Regions from separate parts of the Mus musculus genome. Here region 2 is linked to region 1. The links are chromatin loops, found by intact Hi-C in ENCODE. Cell type or tissue: left cerebral cortex. All regions are shown on one strand. Links, peaks and the distances in the headings refer to the core of each region. The heading gives the core; the rest is flanking DNA.

What was found. A loop is a pair of places that touch in the nucleus more often than their neighbours do. Peaks named below come from ENCODE experiments on the same cell type or tissue, not always from the same donor. Only the 100,000 strongest peaks of a DNase experiment are listed, where the experiment ranks them.
Region 2: a loop joins it to region 1, with 2.4 times the contacts of the local background. A loop is called at or near these places in 3 of 42 quality-filtered maps.

Annotation. Positions count from the first base shown.
Region 1 is chr1:136,405,673-136,422,155 of GRCm38, forward strand. It overlaps Ddx59 (DEAD box helicase 59), which reads left to right and starts at 9,599. Exons shown (of 8, transcript NM_026500.3): 1 at 9,599-9,751; 2 at 10,910-11,724; 3 at 13,738-13,905. The coding sequence starts at 10,921. 9230116N13Rik (RIKEN cDNA 9230116N13 gene) reads right to left here and starts at 9,847. Exons shown (of 3, transcript NR_024328.1): 1 at 9,177-9,847; 2 at 7,492-8,005; 3 at 6,244-7,155. In left cerebral cortex, for the core only: a CTCF peak has its summit at 8,797 (motif pointing left); DNase peaks (open chromatin) are centred at 9,555, 11,582, 12,077 and 12,918; H3K4me3 peaks cover 1,460 bases; H3K27ac peaks cover 2,009 bases.
Region 2 is chr1:136,352,582-136,369,064 of GRCm38, forward strand. No RefSeq gene overlaps it. Among named protein-coding and RNA genes, the nearest start is that of Camsap2, 15 kb to the left of the region's middle. In left cerebral cortex, for the core only: no CTCF peak of the experiment used is centred there; DNase peaks (open chromatin) are centred at 9,286, 10,153 and 12,346; H3K27ac peaks cover 651 bases.

The DNA.
Region 1 (16,483 bases), core at 5,661-13,660:
GAGGCTCAAAGTGCAGGAGGATGTAGCTAAGGCAACTGGAAATACAAGGTGTCCTGAAAACCGCAATAGGATTGTTGAGGGTGTTTACAGTGGGTGCTTCTGAATGTGCAGTGGGGAGGGCAGCAGCAATGAGTCACTTCCTGGTTCAAACCCAGGCTCTGCCAGTAGTGATTGTCTAACCTTGGGTAAGGTTGTTAAACTTCAAACTTTAACTTTTTTTTTTTTTTTTTTTTTGGTTTTTCGAGACAAGGTTTCTCTGTGTAGCCTTGGCTGTCCTGGCACTCACTTTGTAGACCAGGCTGGCCTCGAACTCAGAAATCCACCTGCCTCTGCCTCCCGAGTGCTGGGATTAAAGGCGTGCGCCACCACGCCCGGCTTTTAACTTCTTTACTTAACAAATATTTAAGTGCCAAGTATGTGCCAGGGGCTGGGGACAGGGCCTAAACAAGAGAAAGCTTCATGGTTGCACCTTTCTCTTAGGTTCTTAGGAGTTTTATAAGAGATTCTAATATCTTAAATTTTTAAATGTTCACTTAGGAAAATACATTTTCAGCCTCTGAAACTGAGATGAGTCAGTGGTATGCTAATTGACTGCCAGGATGATTTTGTGTTTTGGTGTCTCAAAGAGTGATGGCTTACGCTAGGCAGTGGATTTAGTGAATTGTGCTGGAGATATAGAAGCTTGCTGAAGGACTTTACACTGCACATCTACAGTAGCCAAGAATCAGCTCTGCTATTTCTGGAGAAAAGAATGGAGCTGTGGTGCAGACATCCAGTGGAATGCAGAGAACTAAAACTAATTCTATACCCTGCTGTGATAACCAGAACATGCTGCTAAGTGAGAAAGGGTGGAGGGAAAGTGTCAGTAGGACACTCCTGTTTATATGCAAGATGGGTGTGTGCATATTTATATATACATGTAAGTCTTTGCTTATGTATTTGAAACTAAAATGAGAGACAAAATGTTTTAATTGTCTTAAAAAGATTGTAAGTAATCTATAGAAAGGGAAGGAATAAAAGTAAAAGGATAGAGAATAAAAAGTAGACTTTTCAGAATATACATTGTTTTAGTGGATTTTATTTCAAATCTTGCCAAATTAAAATGGAAAAAGGTGAATCTAAAATTTTTTAAAACTATAGGAAGTGACTGATTTCATATATGTCTGTAAATATATGACTCAATCATACACAGGGAGTTTATATTGCCTCGTAAAATGCACTAATTTGACTCTATATGCTCACTAGGATATAGCTGGAATTAGGAGCATACCAACAGATGCATTTAAACTGCTTTTGATACCATAAGTATCCATAATTCTGCATTGCATAGGTATGCACAATTTGACATTGTTATTCTAGTTTTTTTTACATAAGGAAAGTAAGTATATTGATAGTCTCAGAAACCAGAACTATCAATGTAACAGAAATGATATAAAAAAATCAAAGTTAAATGAAAACTTTGCATTTCTATATTTGAATTGAATGAACTCAGGAGTTTTGAGACAGGGAAGACATGGGGGCAGGGAGATTTTAGGTCTTTCCCTTAAAAGGGATTAGAATTGCTAACAAAATTAATAGCAATTAACATCTCCCATGCCTAGGTTGTGATGTATAAATCCTGTCTTCAGGTAAAGGAAACCAGGAACCTAAACTCCAGACAGAAAAATCAGTAAGATGCATCTGAGAGCTGACTCAGCAGACGAAAGTGCTTGGCTTGCCATGCAAACCTCACAACCTGAGTTCTAGGGTGATTATGGGAGTCAGAGGTAGGAATGTAGCTTGCAGATCCACTTAGTCTATGCATATGTGTACATGTGTGAGTACATGTGCATGTGTGAGTGTGTGTGTGTGTGTGTGTGTGTGTGTGTGTGTGTGTGTTTAGTATGAAACAAGGAAACTATCAAAGACTTTTGAGACTGTCTTGAAGAGACTCTGAAAGCTTTGGGGACAACTGACATTTCACAATAGTATAAACTGAAATGTATAAATATGTTTTAAAAATTCTTGAATTCATGACCTTGAAGAAAATAAAAGCCCTCAGGCTACCTTCGGGGACTCTTCAGTCTTCCTCTTGCCATGAGCAGCTGTCTGTGCAGTGTTGGGGAATTTTTGAGTAAATGAGTGAATGCTAGCCCCCCCACCAGAATGCTCCAGTTGGACAAGTAAAGTTGGATGGAAAAAGTTGTTTCCAAATAAAAGAATACTTGGGTGCTGGAGATGTGGCTTGGTGGTAGACTGCTTGCCTGGCACGTGTAGGGCCATAGAACAATCCCCAGCGCTTCACGGAGAATACGAGTTGGTTCTCTCTATCCACTGCTGAGAAATGTAGAGCCATCATAGGGATCTAAGATCAACCCTTTTAAGTGTTAAATAGCTCTTTGAACTTTTAAAGGCTTTAGTGCCCCAGCCACATTCTTAATTTTGAAAGTAAAAAATCCAACGCAGGGCTTTTATGTCTGACAAATCAATGCACTTTAGCAGGAGCAGGGTTCCCAGTGTGGCAATGGCCATGGTGGCCATGGTGGCTATGGTGGCCATGGAGTCTTCAGGCTTCAATGGCCTTGCTGTGTAAAATCCAGTGAATCCTGTATGTGGCCTCCCATTTGATAAAGTGTACTTTGTAGTTCATTACCAGTCTATTTCTCCTAATCCTCAAATGACATCTTTGCAAAATTTATGATGTTACTGGCTGTGGAGCTATAAAATAGACGTACACTTAGTCATTTCCTGATCTGTCATCTCAGAAGTTTCATTGTCAAGGTACATACTTTTGTGAATAGACCTGTAACCTGGAGGATGTTGGGGGATTAACCCTCGGATCTGTGGGTGTAAAGTCGAGATAGTAAAGAAAAAGAATGACCAGAAAGACCACCTGGATTCATATGAAGGCGACCCATGTTATTATATATGAGTATCAGTCATGCTACTGTAAGTATTAAATTCATCTACGTAAGAGTTTTTATCAAACTGGGCATAGTGTTGCACACTTTTAATCCCAGCACTCAAGAGTCAGAGCTTGGCAGGGCTCTCACTTCAAGACCAGTCTGGCTTATATAGTGAGTTCCAAGACAGCCAGTTACATTGAAGGATACTTTCTCAAAAACAACAAAAAAGAGCTTTTGCCTGTCATCATGTTGTGCTCTATGGTTCTCCTAAGGACAAGCATAGACTGAGCTTAGTCCTGCTTTCTGTGTGTCTCCTGACTCTGCGCACTCCTCCAGGCTCTGACTTGTACTGCTTGAACTCAATCCATCTTGTCTAGACTGGTTTCTTACCCGGTTCCCTACCTCAGACTTTCTTCTCAGCAATTTCTCACGTTCCACACACCCCCCCCCCCAATACTCTGTTCTCCATTGACATGAGTGGGAAATATGTTTTTACTGTTACATGTCACGGGCATTTCCAGTTACTTGTTAGTGAAACATAACTTGAACTAAGCAGACCAAAACCCACTTCTGTTAGTTCCTTGCATGTGCCATAGCAGCACTTTGGGCTTTCTCTCCTTCCTCCTCCTAATCCTCCTCCTCCTCTCCCTCCTCTTCTTCCTCCTCTCTCTCCCCTTCCCCCTCCTCTTCCTCCTCCTCTTCACTTTCCTATTTTAATTGTTTACATTTACATCCATTCAGTCTTTAGATGCCATTTTCTCTGGATAGCATTCCATGGTCTCCCATGTCCATTGTATGTACCATCCTGCATATTCCATGACATCCTGTACTTCCCACAGCACCCGCTTTGTTGGGTTCTGACTGTATCTCCTCTTGTCTGCTCACAGGGTGATGAGGGCAGAAACGATCATGACTTGCTTTTCCATCAATATATCCCCAGGTCTGATTCATGGCAGACTTCATGGATCTACTGAATGAGTAAAGAATTCAACTTATAGCATGTGAAAGCTAAGTGTCAGGAAAAGGTCTTAAAGACTATAAGCAGTAGAGGCCACCACATCCTCGCAATGGTGACACAAATGGGGGGAAACTTAAGACAAATGTAGTGCTGCCAATCACACTTTCCTGCCTGCCTTGTTGTACATGTATTCAGGCTTTCCAAGCTTGTAGAGTAAGAGTAAGGAGTAGCTATAAATTAATAGGTATGAGGATAAAGGTCCCTGACATGAAAGAATGCTCAGCATTGTTATTTCTGTACATGTCTCAACAGAACACGAGAGCAACACGCAGGTCAGCCCAGATGATTGCAACATTGCCTGGTCTAATATTGAGCTTAAGGCAAACTCTCAGGATGGATTCAGAGGATGCATGCATTCCACAACTCTTGTCTAATTGAGTCATTCTTGGGTATTTTCCTGTCCCTCCTTGACATAAAGCAGAATGCATAATAAGACAGCAATAGTAATGCTGTCTGTGATTTCCATGTGGTCTATTACAAGCAATGTTTCCCACAACCTGGCAACCGAAAGACCACCAGGAATCCATTTCCATAAAGAACCTTTTGTGGAGAAAACAAAAATAGAAGCTTAGATGGATCAGACTGTTCTCTGGTGAGATATCTGAAGACATCCCAAACGGGAGCTTCCTATTCAAGGGAAAGCCTAAGACTGGAATGGTCCTGAGGTTTGGCTTATTATCCTATAAGGCGGATTTTTATCTTAAATGTTAAGCTGGCTTTACCCAAGACCCACATAGAAGTGAGTTGCGCTCCCCAGGTAGTGATGAGTAAGTCACCCCACCCTTGCTTCCATGATAACACTAAGAAATATGAGCACTTCAGGGCACAGGTTCAAAGCATCTCTGGGAAAACCAAAGGAAGTTGGGCAGGGCTGGGGAACACGTAGGCATGAATGTTTCTAGGGTTGGGTTTTAATGTTCCCAAAGCTTTCAAAAGGATTGAGAAATGCTGGGAACATTGAAAATGGTGGCTAGAACCGTGTGCCTTGGTTGACATTAAAGAGACCTGCAGGTGGTTGCCTTAGTTTGATCTTCTGTTGCAGTGATGAAATGATGACCAAACCATCTCGGGAGGAAAGGGTTTGTTTGACTTACACTTCTGGGTCTAGTCCATCACTGAAGGAAGTCATCACTGAGGGAAGAAATCAAGCAGAAACGGGAGAGGGGTAGGGGAGGAGGGGGAAGGGACTTAAAAAGAATCATAGAGGAATGTTGCTTACCGGCTTGCTTCCAGGCTAAAATTATTTCATTCACTTTCTTGTGCCACCCACAGTGGGCTGGGCCATCTCACATCAATCATTACTCAAGATGATGCCCTAACCGGCAGCCTACAAGCCAGTCTGATGTAGGCCATTCCTCAATAGAGGTTCCTCATCCCTAGCAACTCTAGTTCGTCATGAGGTAATAAAAGCAACCAGCACAGCATTGTAGTCTAATGAATGTAGGACACAGACCTTGGATTGTGTGACCATGGAAAGTTGTGTACATACTAGAACCCGTTTCTTCATTAGTACGTTGGGGATAAAATTTCTACTTTATAGTATTATACTGAAAATTAAACATGACAATGTACGTTAAATTTCTTGATGATGCCTAGGTAGAGAGAGTTCTTCAGTGAAGACCTGGACAGCCCTGGAAAATGAGCTCCTGTTTTAAAGTCGGTTGAACATGCAGTAGAGTGATATAAAATTATTTCTCCTGCTTGGGTATGGAGCATGGCAGGAGCGGGTGACTGCACTCTTGAGAATGCATTCAAATCTAAAATCCTAAAATATATATACATTAACGTTTAAGTTGCTTTTCTAATACTGATCTTCAAGTTTATAAAAGTAAAGGGCTAGAACAGACCTACCATCTTTATGGAAAGCGGCTGATCTATTTTTAACCATTGATGGACTTGAGGCAAACAGATGAACAGATCTGAAGATCAATATTAAAAAAGAGGTTTGCCCTATTAAATTCCTCCTCCTCTTCTTCCTCCTCCACAGCTTGGCCTCAAATTCTTGACCCCTGCCCTGCGCTTTACCCTCCTGAGTGCTGGGATCATGGTGGTGTGCTGTCAGACCTAGCCATCATTTTTCAACATTCACCATTCTATAGAAATACTGTGTTTCCAAACACCATCATCACATTGAGGCACTGAAAAAGGACAAACTGATTCTAAGAGCTGTACTGAAGATTAATTAAAGATAATTAAGAAACTCCTAGAGAAAGTCAAAGTGGGGGAACATGTTCTTCCAGCTAGCAAAACCTGTAATAATGCTATAGTAATAAGACAGGGTGGTAATGGCATCGGGAGAGATGACCTAGAGGAGAATAATGAGCCCTGAAACATTCTAGTGCATTTTGAAACATTGATACATCCCAGATGTAACATTGACAGTCATTTGAAAAAAGATCCTAGTTAATAACTACTATTCAGACAACTACCTTCTTGCCAACTGAAGTCCAAATCCTCTCCATTCTAATCAAGAAGTCGATCCTTACTTCATAGCAAACACAAACTAATTCCAACGTGGAGCCATGATTTAACTATAAACAAGAAAACCAAAACTTCCCAAAAATCCTAAGAAAAGAAATCTTCATTTTAGGATATGCAAGGCTTTTTGGACATCAAAGTTGCTAGCTACAGAAGAAGAGACAGACAAACCTAAGTACATTAAACTTGTTAAGTTTTACTCATCAAAAGACTCCATAAAGGAAGCAGGAAGAGAACCCAGAGTGGAGAAACAGGCCTGGCATCCCAGTGTTTAGAGTTTCAATCCAGCCTGGGCTGGGGAGGGAGAGTCTGCCTTGGACTACAACTGGCAAATTTTAAATAGAGACTGAATCACAGCCATAGTATTGCTTCAATGTTAAATTACCTAAATTTGAGCATTGTTCTGTGGATACGTGAAAGAACAGCTTTGCCTTTGGATGCTATAATGTATTCTCACACTGTTCAACAACACAAATCCTGTTCCAAGCATACGAACTGAGCCCATGTGAGGAACATGGATGCTTCATTCGTCAAAACTTTTCAGAGTCTGATTCTTTTCAAAGTCAACTTTAAAACTGAAAACATAGGGGCTGGAGAAGATGTTTCAGTGATTAAGAACACTGGCTCCTCTTCAAGGCCCACGTTCCATTCCCAGCACCCACATGGTAGCTCACAACCTTCTGTAACTCCAGTTGTAGGGGTTCTAACATCCTCTTCTGGCCTCTGTGGGCACTGTATACATATGGTTTACAGACATACACGCAAATAAAATACCTATAAACAAAACATAAAATAAGAATTATTATTTTTATTGAAAATAATTTTTCATACCATATACTGTGATCTTGGTCTCCCCTCTCTCAGATCCTCCCAGATCCTTCCCAACTCCCCACCCACCAACCATATCCCTTTCTTTCTCTCTTTCTTTTCAGAAACAAATAGGCAAACAAACCAGAATTTTTAAAAAAGAAAGAAAAAAGGGAACACAGACACACAAAACCCAAAACCTATAATAACACAAAACTAGAAACTGTAATATATAAGCAAAAGACTAGTTAGACATAAAATGCAGAAACAAAGTAATATGAGACAAAATGTCTACAAAAATACCATTGATCTGGTCATCCACTGCTGGGCATGGGATGGCTGTTAAGGGTGGCTGGCTTGTACACCCTGTGAGACTCCAGTGGAGAAAGTTATTTTTTTCTTTGCAAGCAGGTATCAGTTGGAGACAGCTTCTTAGGAATAGGAGCTCATGTCTTCTTGCTTCTCTGTTCTAGGACTCCATCTGTCTTGAACCTATTCAGGCCCTGAGCATCCTATTTCTAGGAGTTCATATATGTGTGTCAGTGCTGTTGTGTCTGGAAGACACTGTTTTCCTAGGGTCATCTCTGGTTCTTACAATCTTTCTGTCTCTTCTCCCTGGCTCTCTGAACCCTGAGAAGAGGGGTTTGATGGAGATTGAGTCTCTGTCTCTGTCTCGCTCTCTCTGGAGAAAACTTTATCTGATGATGGCAGAATGAGGCACTGATCTATGTGGAATGCACAACATAGCAGGAACAAGAGATGCTGCCTCACCGAGGCAGAGAGAACTGGCTTCCCAACGTTGTGCTCTGACCTTCATCTGCAAGTAACAAATACAATTTTAAAAAATTTTAGAGAGAAAGTCAAAGCTGAACACCTCTAAATCCTCTGACCTTACAGTGCACCTCCGAGGGACAAAGGGGATTCTCTATTGGAGGCAACGACAGTGATCTGGGGGCCTTGTTTACAATTACCAGGGGTGTGGCCTGGCTTTGTAGGGGCAGGAGTTTATATGATTGGAAGAGACTTAAATAAAAAGATACAATCTGGCCATGTGGCACATGCCAGTTAACTCCAGCACTTGGAAGGTGGAAGCGGAAGATCAGAAGTTCAGGGCCATACTCTGGTACATAATGAGTCTAACGCCAGACATGAGACCCTTTCTTAGAAGACCAAAATAAGAAAAAATAATAAAGTTATGAATATACATTAAGTTCAAAAGTATTTATTTATATTGGGAATAGGCAAATTACATGTCAGCAAACTCAGGTAAGAGTGCAAGTTTATAACCTTCAAACTCAGAAAAATGCACACATTTACTGTATGTCCTATAGACAAAGGATGTAACGTGATCCCATATTCACATGTGTTATGAAACTAAGTACAGTCTTGACAGGAACAGTATCCCATTTATCTGACCAGTAAAGTTAATTTCTATAGTACATTTCAGTGAATCATAGAAAAAAAAGTTAATAGAGGAAATACTGGGGCTGGAGAGGTGGCTCAGCGGTTAGGAGCACTGACTGCTCTTCCAGAGGTCCTGAGTCCAAATCCCAGCAACCACATGGTGTCTCACAACCATCTGTAATGAGATCTGACGCCCTCTTCTGGTGTGTCTGAAGACTGCTACAGTGCACTCATATAAATAAAATAAATCTTTTTTTTAAAGCAAATACTGGAAGGCTACACATACATAAATATATATGGTATGCATTATTTTTATAACGCTCAAAAGGTAAACAAAACATTGTCAGCCAAATGTATCTACCAAAAATGGCAAGCTGAACACACACCCACACACCATAACGAAGCAAGTAGAATCCGATACAGAAATGCTTTAGCGTTTATTAATTTACTAATGCCAACATAAAAGTCAGAGTTTTGTTTTATTAGTATTTTCACACTTAACGTAGCTGGTAAATTAATTTTGTATGCATCAAATATTGGGTCGAAATGTATCTTTCAAAAAAAAATAACACCCAAAACCTCACCTCTATTTCCCTGCTTCTCCTGTCCAACTTCCTCCCCACCCCAACAGAAGTGCAAGTCCTGGGACCTGTCAGGCTGTTCCAGAAGTTGGCAAAGTGAAGGCCACCCGTTGGAACTAGGGAGACTTTGAAGGTTGGTTTTAGTTTTGGTTTACACAGCGCGGGGCGGAGTGCTGCATCTATGAATATTTGGCATATTAACTACGCCATATCAAGTTGCTCGGATTCTCGAGTTATTCTCAGTATCTGACAGGAGGTTTTCCTGGCCCACTCAAACTTCCCACTTTCTAAGCGTGGAGGGCCCCGCCCTTCCTGGCAATCCTTTCTCACCAGCCTACTCCATGCTAGAGCCTTCCAAAAGGATTCCCACATCTGCCCGCTACCCTGTGCACCGCCCTCCGCAGCGCGTCACCGCGAGGGCGTGGCCAGATGAAGCTCCGCCTCCCGCTGTGCGCAGGCGCGGGGCCCTCAAACCCTGGCTGGGATTGCGGAGCTTCCCGGCTACTCGGCCGGAAACTCGGCCCTGCGCCTGGACCGGAGCGGCCCGAGCGGGAACGGACGCGGCCCGGTCCGCGCGGGTGAGCGTGCGCCGCCCTGGCAGCTCGGGCCTCGGGCCTCCGGCTCCCGCTCCTGTGCTCCGGCGTAACCTGCGTGCTGGACGGCGGCTGCGGACTAAGTCACGCCGCTCGCCGGGGTCCTCGTGACGTGCGCGTGCCTGGAGCGCGGGCCCGCGGGCGGGTGGGGAGGGCGGGAATGCGCGGGATGCGGGCGTTGCCTGGAGCCGGAGGAGGAGGTTGTCGGCTCTGCCGCCCCGAGCGCCCCACCCATTCCCGCTCCTCAGAAGCTTCAGGCGGTTTGGGTGCCATGTTTTTTGTTGGTTTTTTTTTTTTTTAATAGAAAATGGGTACTAGCGATTTCTTAAGTTTTGTTTTGTTTTTGAGAAAATTAAGTTTATTTCATGGTCCCAAAATGTTAAACATTCTTTCCCCAATCACTAATTTGTTCTCCAGAGCAGGAATACTTGGTTTCTAACACTTAGGAATTGTTATTTGAATAAATAAACTTAATTCCTAGGTGGCTGGAGTTTTCATCTGCTTCTGTGTGTGTGTATATATCAGTGTTTTTCTTTGGAATGTGGAACTCAGACTCTCACTTGCTAGCAAAGCACTCTACCACTGAAGTACATTCCCAATCATTCAATATACATGTATCGATTATGCTACCTGATATGTATATCATGTAAATATATACATATATGAACTTAGGGTTGCAGTGACCTACTTTCCCAGGTTGTGAAGATTAGCAAAAAACGACGGAGAATGAGCACTCTTATGTATATAAATATAATTGCATTTTCCCCTTTTGAACTGTTGTTTTGATTTTTTTAAGATTCTTAATTGTGAAGTATCTTCTTGTGTGAAAATGCAATTGAAGGATATGCTGTAGAATTTCTATAATACCTGCTCCATAATAGTACAAGTGATGGGTCAACAGAAACAGGTGGCGTGCACAGCAAGGTTGTGGGGAACCGTAGGCAGTGTTTCATAGGGCAGTGTCTGAGGAAAAAGACTGTATCCCTTCCCCCAGAGGAAATTGATAAGTGGAAGTTGGCTTAAGTAGGGACATGACGGCTTCACTATTGCCCTGAGTAAAATTCTCTGACACAACATCGTATGGGCTAACATGGGAGCTTAATTGAGGGTAAAATATATCTCATGGTGCAATTTCCTCAACAGAATGTTGAAGAATGTTTGTTCCAAGATCTTTGAAAATCAAGAGGAGTTCTAATGATGACCTCAAAAGCGGTGAAGCTAAAAAAAGCAAGCCAGAAGCAGGAGGCCTTCAGGTGGAGGGAGACAGAGATACTCCGGTCCACACATCAGTCACTGAGGAAGCTGTCACAGCAGACAAGCCCGGCCATGCATCAAGCACCAACAGTCCTTCTTGCCAGTTGGCTGAGGTTTCTTCCACAGGACCTGATGAGGGTGTGAAGGACAGCCACCCATCTGAAGAGCCTGTAAAGTCGTTTTCTAAAACCCAGCGGTGGCCAGAGCCTGGGGAGCCTGTATGTGTCGTCTGCGGTCGTTATGGAGAGTATATCTGTGACAAGACGGACGAAGACGTGTGTAGCTTGGAGTGCAAAGCGAAGCATCTGCTACAAGTTAAGGAAGGGGAAGGATCATTAAGACCCAGCAGCCCACAGAGAGTGGCTGCCGAGCCAGAGTCCCCACTGGATGCCTTTTATGTCTACAAAGAGCACCCCTTTATTGTGACCCTCAAGGAGGACCAGATTGAAACCCTTAAACAGCAGCTAGGAATCTCAGTTCAAGGACAAGACGTTGCCAGGCCCATTATCGACTTCGAGCACTGTGGCTTCCCTGAGACCTTAAATCAGAACTTGAAGAAATCAGGCTACGAAGTGCCAACCCCCATCCAGATGCAGATGATTCCTGTGGGGCTCCTGGGAAGGGACATTCTGGCCAGCGCTGACACTGGCTCAGGGAAAACAGCTGCTTTTCTCCTGCCTGTTATTATCCGAGCTTTCTCTGAGGTAATTTACCAATCTGACATGTCTTCCTCTCTGAAACAGACGCGGGATTTACCGAGTTTCATTGTGTGTAACTGATAAACTTGCACGCTGCTGCTTAGCATTTGCGAATTAAGTCACCAAGGTGCCGGTGACTTTGCTTTGTTTCGTGTGTGAAAACATCACTTCAAAGAATATTCCTTTTATTGCTGAACCAAAGATCTCTCTTCCTGGCAGGTCTAAAAATTAATTTCCTTACAAGACATTTTATTTTTAGCAGCTTTTCTATAAAAGAACAAAGTTTTGATCTGCAGGCAAAACCCTGCTTACCAGATGGATGAGCCGTAGCTTATGTCAGCTAAGCCTCTCGGGGTTTGGAGGAACGGGCATAGCATATTAAAGTTATAATGCAGTTGCAGCATGTCACGGTATATTCTTTTTTTTAAAGTATTGATTTAGTTATTTAGTTATATGAGTTGAATGCTCTATTTGCATGTATGCCTGCATGACAGAAGAGGGCATCACATCCTCTTATAGATGATTGTGAGCCACCTGTGTGGTTGCTACGACTTGATCTCAGGACCTTTGGAAGAGCAGCCAGTGCTCTTAACTGCTGAGCCATCTCTCCAGCCCCTAAAGTATATTCTTATTTTTTAATATATATATATATATAATTTTATTTTTGGCTTTTTGAGACAGGGTTTCTCTGTGTAGCCCTGGCTGTCCTGGAACTCACTCTGTAGACCAGGCTGGCCTTGAACTCAGAAATCCACCTGCCTCTGCCTCCCAAGTGCTGGGATTAAAGGCATGAGCCACCACTGCCTGGCAGTATATTCTTAAGTGTAACCCGCAGTTCATCTTTAAATAGTACTGCTGGGCCTGATGGTTGTAGGGTTGTAGACAGCCTAGGCTATACATAGTAAGACCCCCGTCTTAAGCAAAACAAAATGAGAAATAGTGAATAAAGCATTTTCACACACAATTTCACAAATACTGAATGTTTATTTTCCTCGTACATGCCAAGTGTCATCGTCTGAAATGGTTTGGAACCAGAAGGATTTCAGATTTGGGAGTTTTTCTAATTATAGAACATTTGCATAGACTTCACTGGCTGAGCATCCCTGGTTCAGAAATTCAAAATACAAAGTGTTCCAGACTCTGAATCTCTAGAAACAAAAATGATAATTTCAGTTACGTGTACGGGTGTTTTCCTGACCATATGTCAGCGTGCCCCATATGTGCCTGTGTCCTTGGAGGCTAGAACAGGATCCTGGATCTCTTGTAACTGGAGCTGTAGGAGGTGGTGAGCTGTTATGTGGGTGCTGCGAATGAAACCTGGGTCCTCTGCAAGAAAAGCCAGTGCTCTTCCCTATACCCCCCAAGATCTGAAACTTTTGTAAGCTGCGTTGGTGCTCAAAAGTCTTGGTATTTAAAAGGGCATTCTGGTTTCAGACTTCTGGATTGAGGATATCCAACCTGTCCTGGTGAGCCTGTGGGCTATGCGAGTGGCAAGCAGAGTGAGGAGTGTAGGGAGAGAGGAAGGAAAGAAGGAACAGTAGAGGAAACAGTGAGGGAAAGTACTTTAAAGGCACAGCTCAAACACAAGATGGTTAAACAGAGCTAAGGCAGAAAGTAGGATGTGGACGCCTCTCACGTCTCTACACATGAACTTCAGTCCTTTGGCCAAAGAAAGATGTAAATGTGTGAGAGCAGAGAGGGAAGAATTGAGGTACCAAAGTGCCAGGCTTTGGTGGGTCTTCAGGGTGACCAGGAGATTCCGCCTTGCAAGAAGATGACTAGAGATGTGAGCATACCCTTCTCACCTTGTGCGCTCTGTAGCCCTCCTCCCTCTCAGGTCTTTAGCTATACATCCAAGTTGTGTAAGAAATGGGCCATGTTCTCATTTTTGGAGGAAAAATCTGCATGGCGTGAGCAAAAGGCTCCTCACTGGGGCTGATGGTGTCTCGGTGAAGGGCACAGTTTGTGTCAGCAGAAGTTAATTGCCGGGTTTCTAAGTTACTTTTCCCCTCTTCTCAGGATAAAACTCCATCCGCACTCATTCTCACACCGACAAGAGAACTGGCCATTCAGATAGAGAGGCAGGCCAAGGAACTGATGAGTGGTCTGCCTCGCATGAAGACAGTGCTTCTCGTAGGGGGCTTACCTCTGCCCCCACAGCTCTATCGCTTACGGCAGCATGTTAAGGTAAGCACCTGCTTGAGAGAAGGCCTAGGAAGGCTTTGGAAGCAGCAGAGGAACCAGTGCATGTGTGTTTTGTGTGTGTGTGTTCATGTATGCGTGCACGTGCACACACATGTTCTTGAAGGTGTCATCTTAGTTAGCTTTTAGTTTTTTGCCTACAAAGTCTTTTTTTCCCCCCTCAAAGTTAATTTTATAGCCAGGTCTAGTAATTCATGTCTGCAGTCCCAGTGCTGGAGGCTGAAGCAGGAGCATTGCTGAGAGCTTATTATAATCAGCCTGAGCTACAGAGTGAGTTCTAGGCCAGTATGTGCTATAGAGGGAGAGTTTGTCTCAAAAAACAAACAAGCAAACAAACAAACAAACAAAAAACCCTAAAGCAAAGGGTTCATTTTATGTAGAAAAAGAATAGAATAGAATTCACTGCATGCCTGTTTTATACTAAGCTCTGTTGGGCATTCTCCTGCACATTTCACGTAACCATATTTGCCCTGGTCGTAGGTTTCCATATCCTGTCTTCCATGGATGAGAAGGCAGATCTCAGAAGCTGGGGTTTACATAAGTGTTCATAACTAGTAAATAATAATTGCCCCAGCTAGAACCCTCCTTTACCCTGCCCTGCTACCCTTTGCTGTACTGTGGGTACTCTGTGTTTTCTGATACATGAAAGCAGTGTGTCTAATTGTGGCCTTCTCACTTGCTAACAGTGTTGTCGACACTTTGCTTGGTAGCCCCGGTTTTCTTGAGTTAGAATGGTGGTACATGCTTGTCACTTCAGCTTAAGAGAAGGTTGGCACAGGGGCCGACCAGGAAAAGTGGATGGTAGCCCAAGTGCTGCCATTGGTCCCGGGGTCCCCTGCTATTACCTTTTTTAGTTTCTGAGATGGCAGGCAGGTTATAAAGTTCCAAGGGAGGAGCTGAGATGCCAGGGAGCACTATGTGAAGAGGAGACAACAGGTGCTCACCAATGGGAATGAGAACGCTGCAGTATTTAAAAACCTCTGCTAACACCTATCACATCACAATACGTCTTATCAGATGTGTTTGGCAGATTTAAAACATGTAAAATATGGCCAGGTGGTGGTGGCGCACGCCTTTATCCCAGCACTTGGGAGGTAGAGGCAGGTGGATTTCTGAGTTCGAGAAGCCAGCCTGATCTACAAAGTGAGTTCCAGGACAGCCAGGGCTATACAGAGAAACCCTGTCTCGAAAAAAACAAAACAAAAACATGTATAATACACTTGTAAGATACTGCCTATTGATAATAAGTGGGGAATTGGATCATTGATATTCATTGTAGACCTCCACTAATAAAACAGAAAAAAGTAATATTTTGCTAGTGAAAAATTATAAGTTCAGCAGTATATATTTATAAGGTAAACCATTAAAATGCTTTATGAACATTGAATTGGGTTAGTAGAGCTTCCTAGAGTCTCATATAAACGTTTGACCTATTTTTACTGCAGCGCACCAGAACATTATGCATGATGCATGTAGACATGTAGGTACAGTTTTAAGCACCTTTAAATAGCTAGTCTTGGAGGTCAGCCTTCCGTGTATGTTTGCTGGCCTCCAACTTCAGGCCATCCTCCTCAGGCCTCTGAGGGCTAAGCTTGGTCCATCTAGCTGGCTCCATTTTTGTTTTTAGAAGAAAATAGTTAATACATTGATGATAATCTTCAGATTTCAGTATTCAGATATTTAGATGACTGGATACAGTATTTTCATACTTAAAAAAAAAAATCTTCAACTTGAACAGAAGAAGCCAGTACAGTATAAGAAACTTTTCTCCTGGGTTTCATGGAAGTAAGTTTCTGACTTGATCTGCCGTCACTCCTGTACACCTGAGAATGTGAATCCTACAACCACGGATATTATTCTGCATATCCAGAATGCAGCAATTCTGGATTCAGGAAGTTAACACTGACATATTAGTATAGATCAGAAATTATCATGTCATCTGCACTTTGGGGCCCACTCACATTTCAATAATTCTCCACCTCCCTGTACACACTCTGCCCCCCTAGCACAAGAATCCAGTTGAAGTTCCATGTAGTGGCAACACCTCTAATTCTAGCACTATGACTTCTGAGGCTTGAAGATTGAAAGCTAAGGCCATCCTGGCCAAGAGTATTGAAGGAAAATGAGATTTTGTAACTTGTGATTCATGTAAAAGAGTTGTCTATGAGCCCGGATGCCAGGGCAGGGCTCTTGACTGTAAAGATGAAAAAGAATGCAAGGACACAGGCAGGGCTATCTTGTCTGGGTCTACACCATCTGGCCGGAACCTCCCCTCTGTCTACTGCCCCTTGGCGATGGATAAAGTCATACATCAACTGGTTGCTATGTGAACAAAGATAAGCCCCCAGCCCACAGGAACAAAGTCCTGATGCCCTTTGGCTGACATGTAATCTTACTGTTAATGTTTGAATGAGCCAATCCCATACCTTTGTTGAAATTCCTCGCACCCCTATCCCTTTTTCTTCCATAAAAACCCCTAGCTCTGGAGACTTGGGGTCGACTCCCCTGCCTCCTGTGTGAGGTACGTGTCGGCCCAGAGCTCTGCCAATAAAGCCTCGTGTAT
Region 2 (16,483 bases), core at 5,517-13,516, 53 kb before region 1:
AGACACAGAGAGTCAGTCAGACAAACAGAAGAATACATCTTAAAAAAGCCATCTCTCACTTCTACCTACCCTCTTCCATTCCTGAAGTCTTCCCTTTTGCTTTCACTCTCAGTCCATCTCTCTCTTGAAGTCACAGGCTAGCCCCTAATCTTCCTCATCCTGAAGTGTCAGCAAACCTCAGTGAGTTTAGGTATGCGCATCAGGCCTTTTGCATTCCAACTCTCACCCAGTTCGATCATAAACTATCACACCGTGTAGCCATTAGCCTCATCGTATAGACGGGAGATGCAGGGTTGCAGGGATTGAGACATTCCTCAAGATTTTATGAGGACAGCAGCACCAGTTCTCAAACCTTTGCCCCCTGGTATCTCGTTCCAGAATTGTCCTACCTGCTCCTTACCAGACAAAGTTCTAAACATGTGTCTTGACTTTGAGGTTCCTCTACAAAATGGTGTGACTTTGCCTTCTTCAAAACTTGCCTGTAACATATAAAGGCAAACTATCCTAAAAACCTTGGATATAGTCAATCATTCCAAGACTTATTGATTTGCCTAATCTCATTGATGCCTTGGAGAGTGTGAGCTATCAAAATCTTTCCATCTTCTAGTAGTCAACTTCAGCCACACCTCTTCCATGACACTTTCTTGATCCTGCCCTTGGCTTTTATCACCAGTGTTCTCTTATGCAATGCACATACAAACACACATGAATACACACTTGCACACACACAAACACAAACATAGATACACACACATATACACACCTATTATGTATACACACATTCGTACAAACACGCACATACACACATATACTCACATATACACACATACACATACACCACATACATAAACACATACACAAACACACATATATAGACATGTGCACATACACACACAACACACCTCTTGCCAAAGATGGAGATGATCTTATTCTTCTTAATAATCTTCAGTGATGCCTAATATATAACAAGCCATAGGAACTATTTGTTGAGTAAATGAAGGCATTAATGAAAGAAAAGGTCAAAGACAACAAAATATATGCTAACATACATTCTAGGCCATGAGCATATATAAATGTCAGTAGCTCTCCTTAATTGAAACATTCCATCAGTAAATGGTAGAAGGAGGCTCCCAACTCTTGGGAATAAATAACACTTACCTAACACTTACCAATAAGTCAACAAATTAGTAAGTAAAATTTACAAGACTCGGGGAGGTCTTGGAAGTTACAAAATTCATAAGGACCCCCAGATGTTTGTTAACATTTCTGTACTGTGATAACATAGCTGACTTATGTGGGAATTAAAAATGAGTGATTCTCATTAAAATATTCATTTCCTGTGAAATAATAGTAGTTGTAGATAATGGTTGAACTGTAGTGTGTCCTCATTTCATAAAACAAAACGATTGACAAGGGTCCTTCCTCTCCAGTTGGTTCAGTCATTCATTCACAAACTTGATTACTTTGTGAGACCTCAGAAGCCAGTAATCTAGTAAATGAACCAGATGGCATACTGCTTATTAATTGTAAACAAAAGTAGCCCCTATTGCCTCCAGAAACGCAAAGCAAAAATCAATTATGTGTGCTCCGTATTTGCTATGGAAATTGTTATTGTAATGATTCCTAACATGTTGCTACTGGACCAAGTCATAACACAAGAGCTGAACTTTTCTCTACTTTTGTTTGGTGTCTCAAAATACAAATCAAATCTTTTTTTTTAAAGGCAAGAGTGAAGATTATGCGTAAATATTTGTCGACCTCTTTTAAAATAGAATTTGAACCATCAGCGGATCATAGGAAATGCTCATGTTGTTCCATCCAGCTGGAAAGATACACTACACTTCTTTGTAGTGTTTGATCTTTAAACTAGGATACCAGAAGGATTTGGAATTAACAGAAAGAAAGCATTAGCCTTCCGTCTCCTGACTTCCGTTTGTCGTTGGTTCTTTTCCTCCTAATTTTCTAGATCAAAGAAATGTAACTTCCTGTTTAATGTCTTCTGCTGTCCATTTAGAGGCCTTGGGGAAAACTAGAAGAGGAAATTTGACAAGACAAAAGCTCCTGGCCCCTGAAATGATAACTCTTTACAGGACTTAGACCACTCAGAGAAATTAGATAACTTTGAGAAATACTTTGCTTTTATATTGCTCAAAATACAAGCTGGAATTAGCAAGAATAGCAAAGCAATAAAATGCCTAGAGGGTTAAAGATGTGCAGAGGTAGCCCTTTCCATTCCCAAACTAAAGAGGTTCCTTTAAAATAGCAGAAAATCCCCGAGTGCTTTTGTTAATCCATTAGAGATCAGCTTAAGCAGATTTCCTTTGGCACTGTGGAGCATTTGTTAGATTAAATTAAATGAGCACATTCAGGATAATAAATGCCACTTGTAAGTAAAACTGGTGACATTTTATTCATTTATAAATAGAAGTAAGAACTAATAGTTGCCTGACTGTCTGCAAAAGGCAACATCACCACTCTTGTCCAGCAAGCCTGTGCGTGAATGTCTCCTACGGGGGCTCACCTGGGCTTATTCCTGTGTGTTGCGTAACTGTTTACTTTGTTGAAAATGAGATTTACTGTTTACTTTGTATAAGCCACATAGATGTTTCAGTCAATTTTGTAGGGGGAGGGAGGAACCAGAATGGGAGCAGAGGTGTGGATACACAAGAACTATGACCTGTATTTAAATATTGCCCAGTAAGTACATTTTTTTTCCAATGAGGAAGAGGGAAAGCCATATAAACAACTTAAAAGACTTCTGTATAAAGTCCAGAAAAGAACAAAAAAGGTAAACCTAGAACAGGGCCTCTGGTTACAGTGGAGAATGTTTATACTTACAATTCAACTTCTAATCTCATGATGAAAACAATCCATACTGAATTACCTGATGCAGAAACTACAGGAAAGTGAAAGGACCAAAGGCCTGTGGCTTCATCACCCAGGGGTTTTTTGTATGTCCTTCCATTTCTGTTTGCACTGAGATTCTATCATACCAAACACTCCATTTCACATAAGAAGGGACAGTGATATCTTTGATAAGAGTAAACATCTCTCTGAAACACCAATTTAACGCATAATAAGATTTGATTGTGTGAGTGTATCTTTTTTTTTTACTATAACCAAGTTTTCAGTTAACATATATTTTGATACTTCTCTAATTTCCTGTTTATGAGTGTGTGCTGTGAGGAACGCCCTTACACACTCATCTGTTACATCTGTGCCTACTTTGCTTATTAGTCTCAGATGTGGATGAATTTGGGAATAGAAATCACTGACTCATCCCTGTCTTCAGCTTTATAGAAAGAACAGGGCATGATGGCACACGCCTTTCATTCCAGCACTGGGGCAGAGGCAGTTGAATCCCCGAGTTTGAGGCTGAGAAGCCTGGTCTATCAAACAAGTATAAGGACATCCAGGGTACAAGAGAAACCCTGGCTCAAAAACAAAAACAAAAACAAAAATATTGGTTGCACCAGTTTTATATACAACAGTAATTTGTAAGAGTCCATTTTTTTTGTTTTTGTGTTTGTTTGTTTGTTTGTTCTCAAGACAGGGTTTCTCTGTGTAGCCCTGGCTGTCCTGGAACTCACTTTGTAGATCAGGCTGGCCTCGAACTCAGAAATCCGCCTGCCTCTGCCTCCCAAGTGCTGGGATTAAAGGTGTGTGCCACCACTGAGTCCATATCTTTATTTATATTTTTTAATTGCTAACTAGCTGTATTAAAGATTTCTTCATAATTTTATTGGCCTTTTTCTCATATGAAATCAATTTCTTATTTTTCAAGTTAGAAGGTTCATTAATTTTTTTAGTTAGAATCTTCATCTTTTCATATTGATTTGTGAAAGACAAATTATAATTATCAACTTAATTTATGTAATTATTTATTTTTATTGTATATTTATTTACATATTACACATACATATCAACTCCCTGTCAACCAAATATTGTTACTTTCCAAAATTGTCCCCATATATTGTCTTTCTTCCTTTTTCTCTTTTTTCTTTCTATCTTGGCTTTTAAAGACTTTTTTTTTTTTTTTGATGTGTATGTGTGAGTCTGCATGAGTTTATGTGCATCGCATGGGTGCAGGGAACCACAGAGCCCAGAAGAGAGCATCTATTTCCCCGAACTCGAGTTACAGGCGGCTGCAGTCTGCTGGAAACTAATCCTGGAAGGGCAGTAAGCTCCTAACCACTGAGCCGGTTTGTTCTGGTTTTGCTTTGACTTTGGCTTTTCCTCCCTGAGACAAGAGCTCACTCTATAGCTCAGGCTACCCTGGGCTCACAATAGTCCAGGCTGACTTCATAGTCTTGGCAACTCTCCTGCCTTAGCCTCCTAAGTGCTGGGTTTACATATATGCATGACCACATCCAGTTTCATTCCTATTTTAAATACACTGATTATATTGTTTTGGATTGTTCTTATCTTTTGAGAGTCAAGTGAAAAACCAATTTCTCTTTTTGTTTATGCTGGGGGTAGAACTTGGGTGCTCAAGTATGGGAGGCAAGCATTTTACCACTGAGCTGGCCTCCTTGTCAATCTGTTCTTCAACAGTTTCTACTCTAAATTTTATCCTTAGAAAACATTTCCTCCAGAAACCTTCTACCCTATTAATATACACATGGTGAATGAACAAGAGCACTGTTGCAAACATTTTGTTTCCACTGACACTTAGATACCTGGGTTCTAATCTTAAGGAGTTTTGCTCCAGGTCACTGACACAAGATTTTAATCAAAGTTGTCCTAACAAAGTTGACTGTGGAGATGGTGTTTTCAAAGTATTGTCAAATTGATAGATCTTTTTTCTTCTATTTTTCAATTAAACTCCCACCCCTTTTCTATTTCTTTTGCTGAGACTCTCTCTATATCTATATTGGTATTAATTTTATTCCAGGTGAAATAACAGGAGAGGTTTAATTTTTTTTTTTTTAAAAAAGGCTTGTTATCTTTACTTCTGCCTTTGTCTGGATGAGGGTGTGTGCTCATGAGTGGCCACGGAAGGCAGCAAAGTCAGATCCCCTGGCCTGGAGTTGCAGGAAGCTGGGAGCTGGCAGATGTGGGTGCTAGGAACTGAAGTTGGGTACTGTGCAAGAGCAGTAAGTGCTCTCAACCAGTGACCCTGCCCTCTGACCTTGAATTATTTTTTGTTTGTTTGTTTGTTTGTTTGTTTCAAATGATATCCCCCTTCTGGGTTTCCCCTCCACAAACGCCCCATCCCATCCCCCCTTCCCTTTGCCTCTATGAGAGTGCTCCTCCTACCACCCAACCACTCCTGCCTCACCACTCTAGCATACCCCTATGCTGGGGCATCAAGCCTCCACAGGACAAGGACCTCCCCTCCCATTGATGCCAGATAAGGCCATCCTCTGCTACATATGCAGCTGGAGCCATATCTCCCTCCAAGTTTCTCTTTGGTTGGTGGTTTAGTCCCTGGGAGCTCTGGGTGGTCTGGTTGGTAGATACTGTTCTTCTTATGGGGTTACACTCCCCTTCTGCTACTTCTGACCTTGGTTTCTATTACACAGTGGTATCCTTTGCATCGGATCTTCACAAGAGCTTCTACTATTATAAGTTTTTCTTTGTGGCCATTATTTCTTTTAAAATAAGTTTAGTTTTTTTGAGTTAAATTTTTATAACATCCTATTTAAAAAAAAAAAAAAGAGTGGGGCTGGAGAGATGGCTCAGTGGTTAAGAACTCCGACTGCTCTTCCGAAGGTCCTGAGTTCAAATCCCAGCAACCACATGGTGGCTCACAACCATCCGTAATGAGATCTGACGCCCTCTTCTGGTGCATCTGAAGACATCTACAGTGTACTTAGATATAATAATAAATAAATCTTTAAAAAAAAAGAATAAGAATCTACACATATTCATTACAGACTCTGTTTAAAAAAAAAAAAGAATGTTTCTCTAGGGCAAAATGACTCTTTCATCTATTACAGTGTTTGCTGTGTGCTGCTTAAGCCATGCTTGCATTTTTGCTTCTATGAAAGTAAATTTTTTGCCAGTAATTTTCACTATGCATTGTATAGAAGATTGCTAGGATAAAAGCTGATGCGATAACTTTAATCTGCTACTTTATCCCACAAGAGAACGTAGAGCTGAATATTTTGGCAAGCTTAGGATGAGTTAGTGAAGTGACAGGTAGAATTAGGACCACAGGGACTTTGATACTCCCTTAAAAGGGTAGAGGCTGAGTCTCTGCCTTGAGTGTAGGCTGTACCAAAAGATGCAGTCTCAAAGAATCAGAAAGACGCCTAAGGACAGTGTTCATGACATAGCCACTAGAGATGGGCTGTAAAAAGCATTTTTGCTTCCTCCTGGATCTCTCGAATCAGTCTCCCTTAGGGGAATCCTGCTGTTATATTGGAAGGATACTCAGCAGTCTATCATGGGGCACACTTGGTGAAGAAATGAGGCTGCCCGCCAACAGTCATGTGATGAGTAAATCTGTTTGTCTTTGTTGGGTCTTCAGAGGGCAGCAGTTTACTCTACTGCCTCCTGTGAGATTGGACCCCTGTGATTTAACTAATCTGCTCCTGGACTCTCAACCCGCAAAAACTGTGAGTGATTGCTGGGGTTAATCTGTTATGGAGCAATAGATGACTAATAAAGAGGCTACCGCGGTAAGCCAGAAGACAGGGTCAGAAAAGATTTTTTCTGGCGATACCTGAGTTTGTGCTCTCCCATCAATGACAACGCAAGTGCCCCTTTTGAGTTACTGTTCTGCTCCCTCAGCAACTCTTTCTGATCTTCCTCTCCTTCCCTGCCCTTACCCTGTCTCTCTCTGTGTCTGTCTCAATCTCTCTCCCCCGCAACTTTCTGCTTCCTTTGCTTAATCTAATATCAGTATAGAGTTGCATAGGAAAGGCTGGACAGTGTAACTCAGGGGTAGAACATTTGCTTAGCATTCCCACACACCCTCATACCCTACACACATAACCTTCACACCCTCACTTCAGGGGAAGAAAAAAAAGACTGTAGGAAATATTCTGGATTATTTGGTCCGAAGAAAACAGCTTTGATGATTATATTATTAACCAGGTTCTTCCAATTCTGTGATGCGTTTATATGACAGATGTTCTCCACCCACTCCCAATCTTCCCATGTTAAATACACTTTTAAAGGGAAAAGAGCTTGTCCTATAGCTCTGGATGCTTTTCTCCATGATTTGATGACCTTGTTGATTCTGGGCCTGTGGCAAAATAGCACACATAGAAGGGGCATGTGGTGGAGCAAAATCACCAGAAGCAAGGAAGCAAAAGAGAGGTGCCCACTGCCACCACCCCGCAAGGACATCTCTCAATGACCTCCCATGAAGAGGCCCCTTCTGACGGCTTCACCTCTTCCCAACTGCAAGATCTCAAGACTAAGCCTTGAACACATGGGCCTGGAGGACGTCTGGTGCCCAGATGACTGCAGCCTGTTCATTCTTTTTTGTGCCCACTGTGGATGGAAAGCACAAGGATTCTGAAAGAACTGGAAATATAGTAATCATATTAATATAGTAACCAACTAGACCCTCCCAGAGCTCCCAGGAACTAAATCACTAACCAAAGAGGGACCCATAGACACATGGAGTGACCCATGGCTCCAGCCGCATATGTAGCAGATGCCTTGATAGGCATCAATGTGAGCAGAGGCCCCTGGTCCTGTGAAGGCTCTATGCCCCAGTGTAGGGGAATGCCGGGGCAGGGAGGCAGGAGTGGGTGGGGGAACACCCTCATAGAAACAGGGGGAGGGGGATGGGATAAGGGGTTTCGTGGGGGACAAACCAGGAAAGGGGATAACATTTGAAATGTAAATAAAAAAAAGAAAATCATATTAACATAATAAACAATGTTACTAATTAATGCAATTATATTGGTTACATTATTAATATAATGGTTACTGTTATTAGTATGTTAATAATATTCTGGAAATATCAATTGCACAGTAGAGGTTTAGAGAGCATTTAAAATCAACCACAAAATGAAACAACTATGAGAAGTCCAATTATAGGTTGTTGTTTTTATTAATGAACCAAACAAAAAGAATGTATCATCAAGGCCTCATTGTCTTTTGCCAAGATTACTGACAGAGATGAGACAAATTGCTAAAAACAGTCAAATAGGGACTATTTGTATTGCTTTCCCAAACATTTGCATTACCATGGCAACGTTTCTTACAGAACTGTCCATTGTACCTGCCAGTCAGGTATTTCCAAAAGAAAAGGATCTTGGTAGTGTATGCAATATTTTTGCCTTAACATTTATTCTTGTGGCTCCACAAATAATGGGTTTTAATCACTTTTTTACTCTTTTTGGGGGGGAGGGTTACATATCTCAGCAATCATTCATGAAGGGTCACCAGTTTCAGTTCGTGTCCTATCTCGGGCAATTCATTTCCGTCAATAAATTATTTCACACTTAACATTTCCAATGTATTTCTAACGGATTGCATATCATTTTATGGCGTAATTGCATGTGATAAAGCCATAAACTGCCCATGTCGAGTGTGTTTTATCTGGACTTTATGGGCTCTCCATATGGCTATCTCTCCTAAAACACAAAAATTAATTGTAGGCTATAGATAGAGCTCTATGGTAGGACATTTGTCTAGCACAGCAGTTAGCCATGTGTGGGTCACAAACCCCTCTGGCAAACCTCTATCTCTAAAAATATTTACACTCTGATTCATAACAGTAGCAAAATTACAATTATAAAGTAGTAATGAACATAATTTTATGGTTGGGGCTCACCACAACACGGGGAACTGTATTAAAGGTATAGCATTAGGAAGGTTAACAACCACTGGTCTAGTAGGTGTGAAATCCTGCCTTCAATCCCCAAAACTAAAAATAAAAAAGAACAAACTGTAAAAGTCTCACCCAATGCTTAGTTTTTAATTGGAGTACTGAATGAACAAGCACCTGGCAGGAATTCAACATTCCATTTCTTAAAGGAGTGCCAAGGGGTTAAAGGTTTATTTAGCTCAGTGATGGTGCCCTTGTTCATGCTCAAGACCCCGGATTCTGTCCCCTGTACACACACACCAAACACCCAGGCATAAAGAGTGCTGAGGCTGGGGACATGACTCAGAGAGGAAGAGCCCTTACTGTGCAAACATCATGACCTGGTTTTAAATTCCCAGCATCCACATAAAAGGTTACACATGGCTGTGTGTGCTTCTATCCCCAGTACTGAAGCGGGCAGGAGCGTCCTGGCATCTCACGGGCCGGCCAGCCTTGCTATACTGGAAAGCTTCAGTTCAGCATGGGACCCAGGCAATAAGGCAGAGAGCAATAGAAGACAACTCAGGTCTTCTTCAGGCCTTCAAATTTGTGTGCATGAGTACATGTGCCCACACACTCACACATACACATACCCACCATGTCTTCATTTAAAAAGCTCTTGAGGAAAATTAAAAGCAGCATTCAATTTAGAAAAAAAGAATCATTTGGACTCTGTGTTGCTCCAGCTGATAAATAGCTGCAAAAAAAAAAAAAATCTCAACTCATAGCAAATCATAACTCATAGCATTGAATCGTGTTCTCCAGACATTCCGTGGGCCTGGAGAAAGGGCTCAAGCAAACAATGCCAGGGACAGTTCTGCGACAGACGGGCAAGCCAAGTGGAAGGGTGAGCCAAGAGACCTCCAAGGCTGTTCACCCTGAGACCTCCAGCACTTCAGTAGTTAGTTACAGCTTTATGGAATTAGAAAACAGGGGTCTGTGCTATTTTTAAAAATATATATATTTATTTTAGCTTAGAACATTAAGTGATTTTTTTTAAACCCCAAGATGTTTTTAAAACCGTGTTAACAGAACCCCAGGTACTTCTTTGAAAAAATTGTCTAAAACCAAGTTGCCTCACTTTTTCCAAGCTCTTACCAGATCCCGAACAGGAGCAAAACTATGTTACGTAATGCAGCCTGGCCCAGGGTATGGTTTTGAATCAAATGTCTCATTAAAAGTACTTTTTAAATGCCCCCCACCCCCAAAATGGGAACACAAACAAGAAGAAAGAAAATGAAGCTCAAATGTCTGGTTTGTCTCCCTTGGTATGTCTGTTTTCAGGGTGTAAAGGGTAATCCTTCGCCGCTAAGCCGTATGGTAAACTGGACGTTCCAGCCAAGTTATAAAGCTCTGCAGAGGGAGGCTTAAATGGCAAGTGTTGGGCTGGTCCGTGCCCTCACTGCAGCAGGACTCTGCCCAAACAAAGCCGCATTCATGGGTCCACTCAGCCTTCAAGCTCCAGGCTGTGGCCAACAAAACTGCCGGGGGAGCTGTCAGGGAACACTGTCAGAACTCAGAGCCATTGAAAGGAAGGTAACCAGTACCTGGTGTCTCCCAATGCCCGGACTGCTTAGGAATCAAACTTTGGTCTAGCCAGCAGAATGAATCAGGAGACATTTGTATTTACAATCTAATAAGACTAATTTCAAGCTCCCTGCATCCTACAACCAATTTGGGTTGTGTTTTCTTTAACTTCGTAATTTTTTTTCTTCAGGCATATACCATTTCTGAAGAAGAGAAACCAAATTGCTGTTAGAATGTGCTAGCATTCACTCTACTGGGGGGCAGGGGTGGGGGGAGAAGATAAAGGCAGTGACGTGATGGTTAACGGGACTGTTAAAAACAAATCAGAACCTCTCAGCAGCGGATTAGTATGCGTGGCTGGCTGTGTGCATAACTCAGTAGAAAACTGAGCCTAGGCTCACAAGGCCCAGCACCAAACTGAGTTTGAAGAGTAGATTAATATACAAGTCTCACATTTTTCCTTCTCAACTCTCCACTTTAGCTGCCAATACCAAGTCTACTAAACGACTTCTAGGAAGAGAACCCACACCACATAAGCCCTGTTTCTTCAAAACCTTGAAGAGGACTGGGGAGGGGACTCGGGAGGTAAAAAGTTGCACAAAGACCTGAGATCTGATCCCCAACCCCTCATGACAGCTGGTGTCACAGTGTGCTCCTGAGGGAGGCAGCGATGGGGAAATTGCTGAAAGCTCACTTGAACTGTGCAAAAATGAACAAGAGAGACCCTGTATCAAAGATGGAAGATGAGAACCATCTCTGAAGCTGTTCTTTATCGTCAGATATGTACCATGACATTTGGGGATCCACAGCCATACCATACACACACATATCCCATGCCATGCCATCCCATCCCATCCCATCCCATCCCTTCCCATCCACAAACCACATACAAGGGAAAGAAAAGGTGCATTTTCTGCCCTGGCTGGGTGTCTTAATGATTCTCTTGCACCAGTTTAGCATGTGGAGGTGCAGGAGATCAGAGAGGATGCTGTGGAGTAGAAGGAGTTCTCTGAGGTGCTCTGAGAATGTGAATTTGACCTTCTGTCTACACTTCACCACAGTTAATGTAGGGAACTCAGACTCAGTTTCCTCATTCTGAAATAAGCATGTAGAAGACAATAGACACTGTAAAATCCTCCAGTCTAAGTGAGTTAAGTCACATTCCGCTCATGAGTCTGCCTTGTAATCTTGTTTCTGCATAAAGGACTGTCCTGCTTCTGCACGTTCCGGTTTCCTCCCTTGTAGGTCTGTACTCAAATCCTTTCTCCTCATTTCCTCTTCCTGTCGGCTTCTGTGTGTCCCTGACCCCAGCAACCCTCCTCTCTGTTACAGGCTGTCCCTGCAGCCTGCCTCACCTTTTCTTCTTCATTCCCTCATGTTCCAAAACGTTTCTGTCTGTATTCTTTTACCCTTGTAAAGCAATCCTAGAAAGCTCTGCTTAGCTTTAAATATTTTCTTCATTTCTTGTGGTCCAAGTAAAAAATATTGTTATTAAATCAATATTTCACAAGACATACTTAGTTCAAAATAGTAAAATATTTCTAACATCACATAGCATGTCATTAGTATATTGACATGCGTGTAACTATTTGATGTTATAGATTTAGCAGGATTTTTTTAGTATATTTAAAATGCCCTTCCAAGCTTACAGAAAATAATATTATAAGGTAAAATTCAAATATTGGGGGCTGGTGAGCTGGTGAGTGTTTGCCCACTTAGTGCAAACTAGGGACATGTAGGAAGAGAGACCCTCACTTGAGGAATTGCCTCCAGCAGGCCAGCCTGTGTGGATGTCTTGGGGCGTTGTGCTTGTAGTGGCTAGTTTTATCTCAATTTGACACAAGCTCATCAGCGACCACCTGGCTGCTGGTCCTGGGTTCTATAAGAAAGCAGTCTGAAGGAACCAATAAGCAACATTCACCACAGCGTCTGCATCAGCTCCTGACTCCAGGTTCCTGCTGTGTTTCAGTTCCTGTCTTGGCTTTCCTCAATCATGGACTACAATGTTTCAGACATTTGGTGTATGTGCTTGGCTGAGGAGCCAATGGGGCGAAGCTACCATCTGTGGGATTATGACTGAACGCCTCTAATCCTGCCCAGGCAGCGCCGAAGGAGCCTCGGTTGGCCCCGGATAGCCGGGTCCCGTCCGTCCCAGCTCAGCGGGGTCTCCCCCCCCCTCCCCCCCCGCCGGGCGTCCGGACCGGGGTCTGGTGCGGACAGCCATTCGTTCATCTTGGGAACTGGAAAGGGGGCCGCCCTCTCGCCTGTCACATTGAACATACGTTCGTGTGGAACCTGGCGCTAAAGTATAAGCCATATAGGCCCTCTCCTCCCCAACTTCCTCTTTGGTCATTGTGTTTCATGACAGCAATAGAAACCCTAACTAAGACATTAATTGTCTCTTTTATTCTTTTTGAATTGCTAGTTGATGGAGAAGGGGCAGTCCACTGTGGGCTGGCTCACCCCTGAGCAGGTGGTCTGTATAGGGAATGTAACCGGGCCAGCCAGGGGAGCAAGCCAGTCCCCAGCATTCCTCTGTGTCTCTGCGTCACTTCTTGCCTCCACCTTGATTGGGCTCCTCCACTGGCCTTTTTTCCTCAATGATGGAGTAATGTGGAAGTGTAGAACCCCTGAGCAATGAATGAAGCCCTAGATTCTAATCTTAGCAACATACACACAACACACACACATACACACACACACACACACACACACACCCTTTAGGAGTGAGAGGAGGGCCTCAAGTGTATGTGCTCTACCACTGAGCTGCACACATTCTTACCTCCCTATTTGTGTGCGTGCACATGTGGGAGTTACTCAAGAGTTATGAATATCCATATCTTCATGCTATGTTCATCCTCCACCTAACACCATTTTATATCAGATGTCTTTTTCTTTTCTTCACTTTATAGTTTTAGGGCACATGACTATAATAAAACCTACTGATGTGTGTTTTCAAATTTCACATTAATAATACCATAGCACTTGCAATGCAGGCTGTGATTTGCCTGTGTTGACACATTTGGCTCAACTTTGTTCATCGTGGTGCTGTGTAGAATTCTTTTCTATTAAATTGTGTGACTGCCTCACTCCAGACAAGGCAAAGAAACAGCTCTGATGAGCCAATGAATTTGTCACCATGGATGCAAGAGCATGATGGGGGGCTATTTATAGCAACATGGTTGCCTCAAAGGCGGTTGCATCATCAAAAAGCCCACCCCAGGCTGAGCAACAACTTAAGAGAGGTGCATTTTGGGGGTGCCCCCCCCACCAGCTTGAAGACAGTTCACTGAAGTGGCCTCTTTCCCAATCAGTTCACTGCCTTCCTAAGCTTGGGATAGGCTTTGTGTGATTTGGCGACTTTCCGAGCTGCTTATACCTCTTAAGGCTTTTAGTTTCCTGAGACTTAGGGCCTCCACCTCCTTCTGGGTGGGAATGTGTCAAGTCAAAGGAAAGAATGTGTCAATTCTGAGAGAAAAAAAAAAAGTTGCAACAGTCCTTCCCACCCTCATTTGGCCACTTTACTATTAGTATAAACTTAGATGGTTTCTAAGTTTTCCCTGTTGTAAACCGTGGCAAAAGTAACATCCTATTTATTCAGATGTGTAAGAGTTGGTAAGAACATTCACGTTTTCAAGCTAACTGCACTGTTGCTAAATTGCTCTCAGGCTCAACTGGTCTCATTCAAGGTCCCAGCAGTTAGTGTAGGAGTTTCTCCTGTCCACCCCGACCCAGAGACTTGGCATCATCACATGATTTCCTCGTGTGACTGACATTTTCCCATCACAAGTGTGTTTGAACATTTTCATTTTGTGTTGAGTATGGTACTGTGAGTCCTCCTGCCTGTGTCTCTTGCTATTCTTCTTCTGGGTCATCTCCATTCTACCAGAAAAGTTTCCTCTCTGGATTGTGTGAATAGGTGTGCATTTTCTTTCCAATATGATTAAAGGTACTTCTGCTACCTCTCCTGCTGGATTCCGTGTCAAGTAGATGTATCTTTAATGTATGGTCTATCCTATTTTACAACCCTTGATGTTATTGATCTGATTTTCTGTTCCCACGTTATTGCTAGTTTTAAGTATTATAACCTCCTAGTAAGTTTTCCCACGTGGTAGAGAAAAATTCTTTGCTTTTTTTAAATATTTTGTATTTTTTTATTAATTGGTTATTTTATTTATTTAAATTTTAAATGTTGTCCCCTTCCTGGTCTCCCCTCCCCAAACCCCCCAATCCATCCTCCCTCTCTTTTGCCTCTATGAGGCTGCTCCCCCACCCACACATTCCCACCTCAGCCCTCTAGCATCCCCCTACGCTGGGGCAACAAGCCTCCACAGGACCAAGGGCCTCCCCTCCCACTGATGCCAGATAAGGCCATCCTCTGCTACATATGTAGCTGGAGCCCTTGACCCATCCATGTATACCCTTTGGTTGGTGGTTTAGTCCCTAGGAGTTCTGAGGGGTCTGGTTTGTTGATATTTTGTTCTTCCTATGGGGTTGCCATCCACTTCAGCTCCTTCGGTCCTTCCCCTAACTCTTCCATTGGGTTTCCTGGGCTTAGTCTGATGGTTGGCTGTGACTATCTACATCTGTCTTAGTCAGAGGCTGGCAGAGCCTCTCAGAGGTCAGCCATACTAGGTTCCTGTCTGTAAGCACTTCTTGGCATCAGCAATAATGTTGGGGTTTGGTGTCTACTGATGGGATGGATCCCAAGGCAGGGCCGTCTCTGGATGGCCTTTCCTTCAGTCTCTGCTCCAGTTTCTGTCCCTGTGTTTCCATTAGACAGGAACAATTCTGGGTTAAAATTTTTGATGGGTGGGTGGCCCCATCCCTCAACTGGGGGCTGTGCTTATCTACTGGGGGTGAGTTTTTTGGTTTTGTTTTTTGTTTGTTTGTTTGTTTTTTAAGATGTGGTCTGTGTATGTAGTCCAGTCTAGCCTCAAGCTCATGGGTCTAATGCCTCCGCTACCCAAATTCTGGGGCCTCAGGGAAAGGCCATATGCCCCCTTTGCCTTTGAATTTTCATGCAAATTTTAGAATTCACTAGCCAAATTCCAAAATCAGAGATTAATTTGGAAAACAATTACAATTTAACAATAATGACTTTTCTAATTAGCAAACTATATCTCTATATTTCTCTAGTCTTTTATTTTTCCCATTACTTCTTTTTGAAAAAAAATATACACACGATTTATTTTATTTTGTGGGTTCAAGTGTTTTGCCTGTATTGATGTATGACTGTGCACCACATGCATACATGTGAGTGCTGGGAATCAAACTTAAGTCTTTCATAACCAGTGCTTTGTTTGTTTGTTTGTTTGTTTGTTTTTGACAAGGTTTCTTGTTACCCAGGTTGGTCTTCCTCCCTCCTCCTTCTAAGGGCTGGAATTATATATACATGTATGTCACCATCCATATGGAGTTTTTTTTTCTAATTTTTAATTACACATATTTAGTGTGTGTGTTTCCATATTTTCCCCTAAAAGTTCTTTGACCTCTCCTGTAAGATCTGCTCCTAAAAATTTTAATGATTTTGATACTCCTGATTTATACAGAACTACAACTCAGTTTGCAAATAATCTATGAACTTATAGATTCTCTGTGAGAAAATGGTCATCTGTGAGCCTTTTCTTTTCTTTTTTTTCAAGACAGGGTTTCTCTGTATAGCCCTGGCTATCCTGGAACTCACTTTGTAGACCAGGCTGGCCTGGAACTCAGAAATCCACCTGCCTCCGCCTCCGCCTCCCAAGTGCTGGGATTAAAGGCGTGTGCCACCACCACCCGGCCAGACTTTTCTTTTTTAAAAATATATATTTATTTTATTTTATGTATATGGGTGTTTTGCCTACATGTATGTCTTTGTACCGCTGGTGTAAAGTCCTGAGAGAGACCAGAAGAGGCCTTCAGATTCCTCGGGACTAGAGTTATAGATGGTTGTGAGCCACCCTGTGGGTACTAGGAATTGAACCCAGGTCCTCTGGAAAAGCATCCAGTGTTCTTAACCACTGATCCATCTCTCTAGTCCAAATCTAGGCTTGTCTTTCTTCCTTCCTTTCCTGCCTTCCACATTCCTGTCTTTCCTTTTTTCCTTCGTCTTCTGGTGTGGCTTGAATTTTCTGTCCAGTGAACGACTGGAAGGTGAGACAACGAGTTTCTATGGGTTGCTCTTTATAGAAAGTAAGAGTA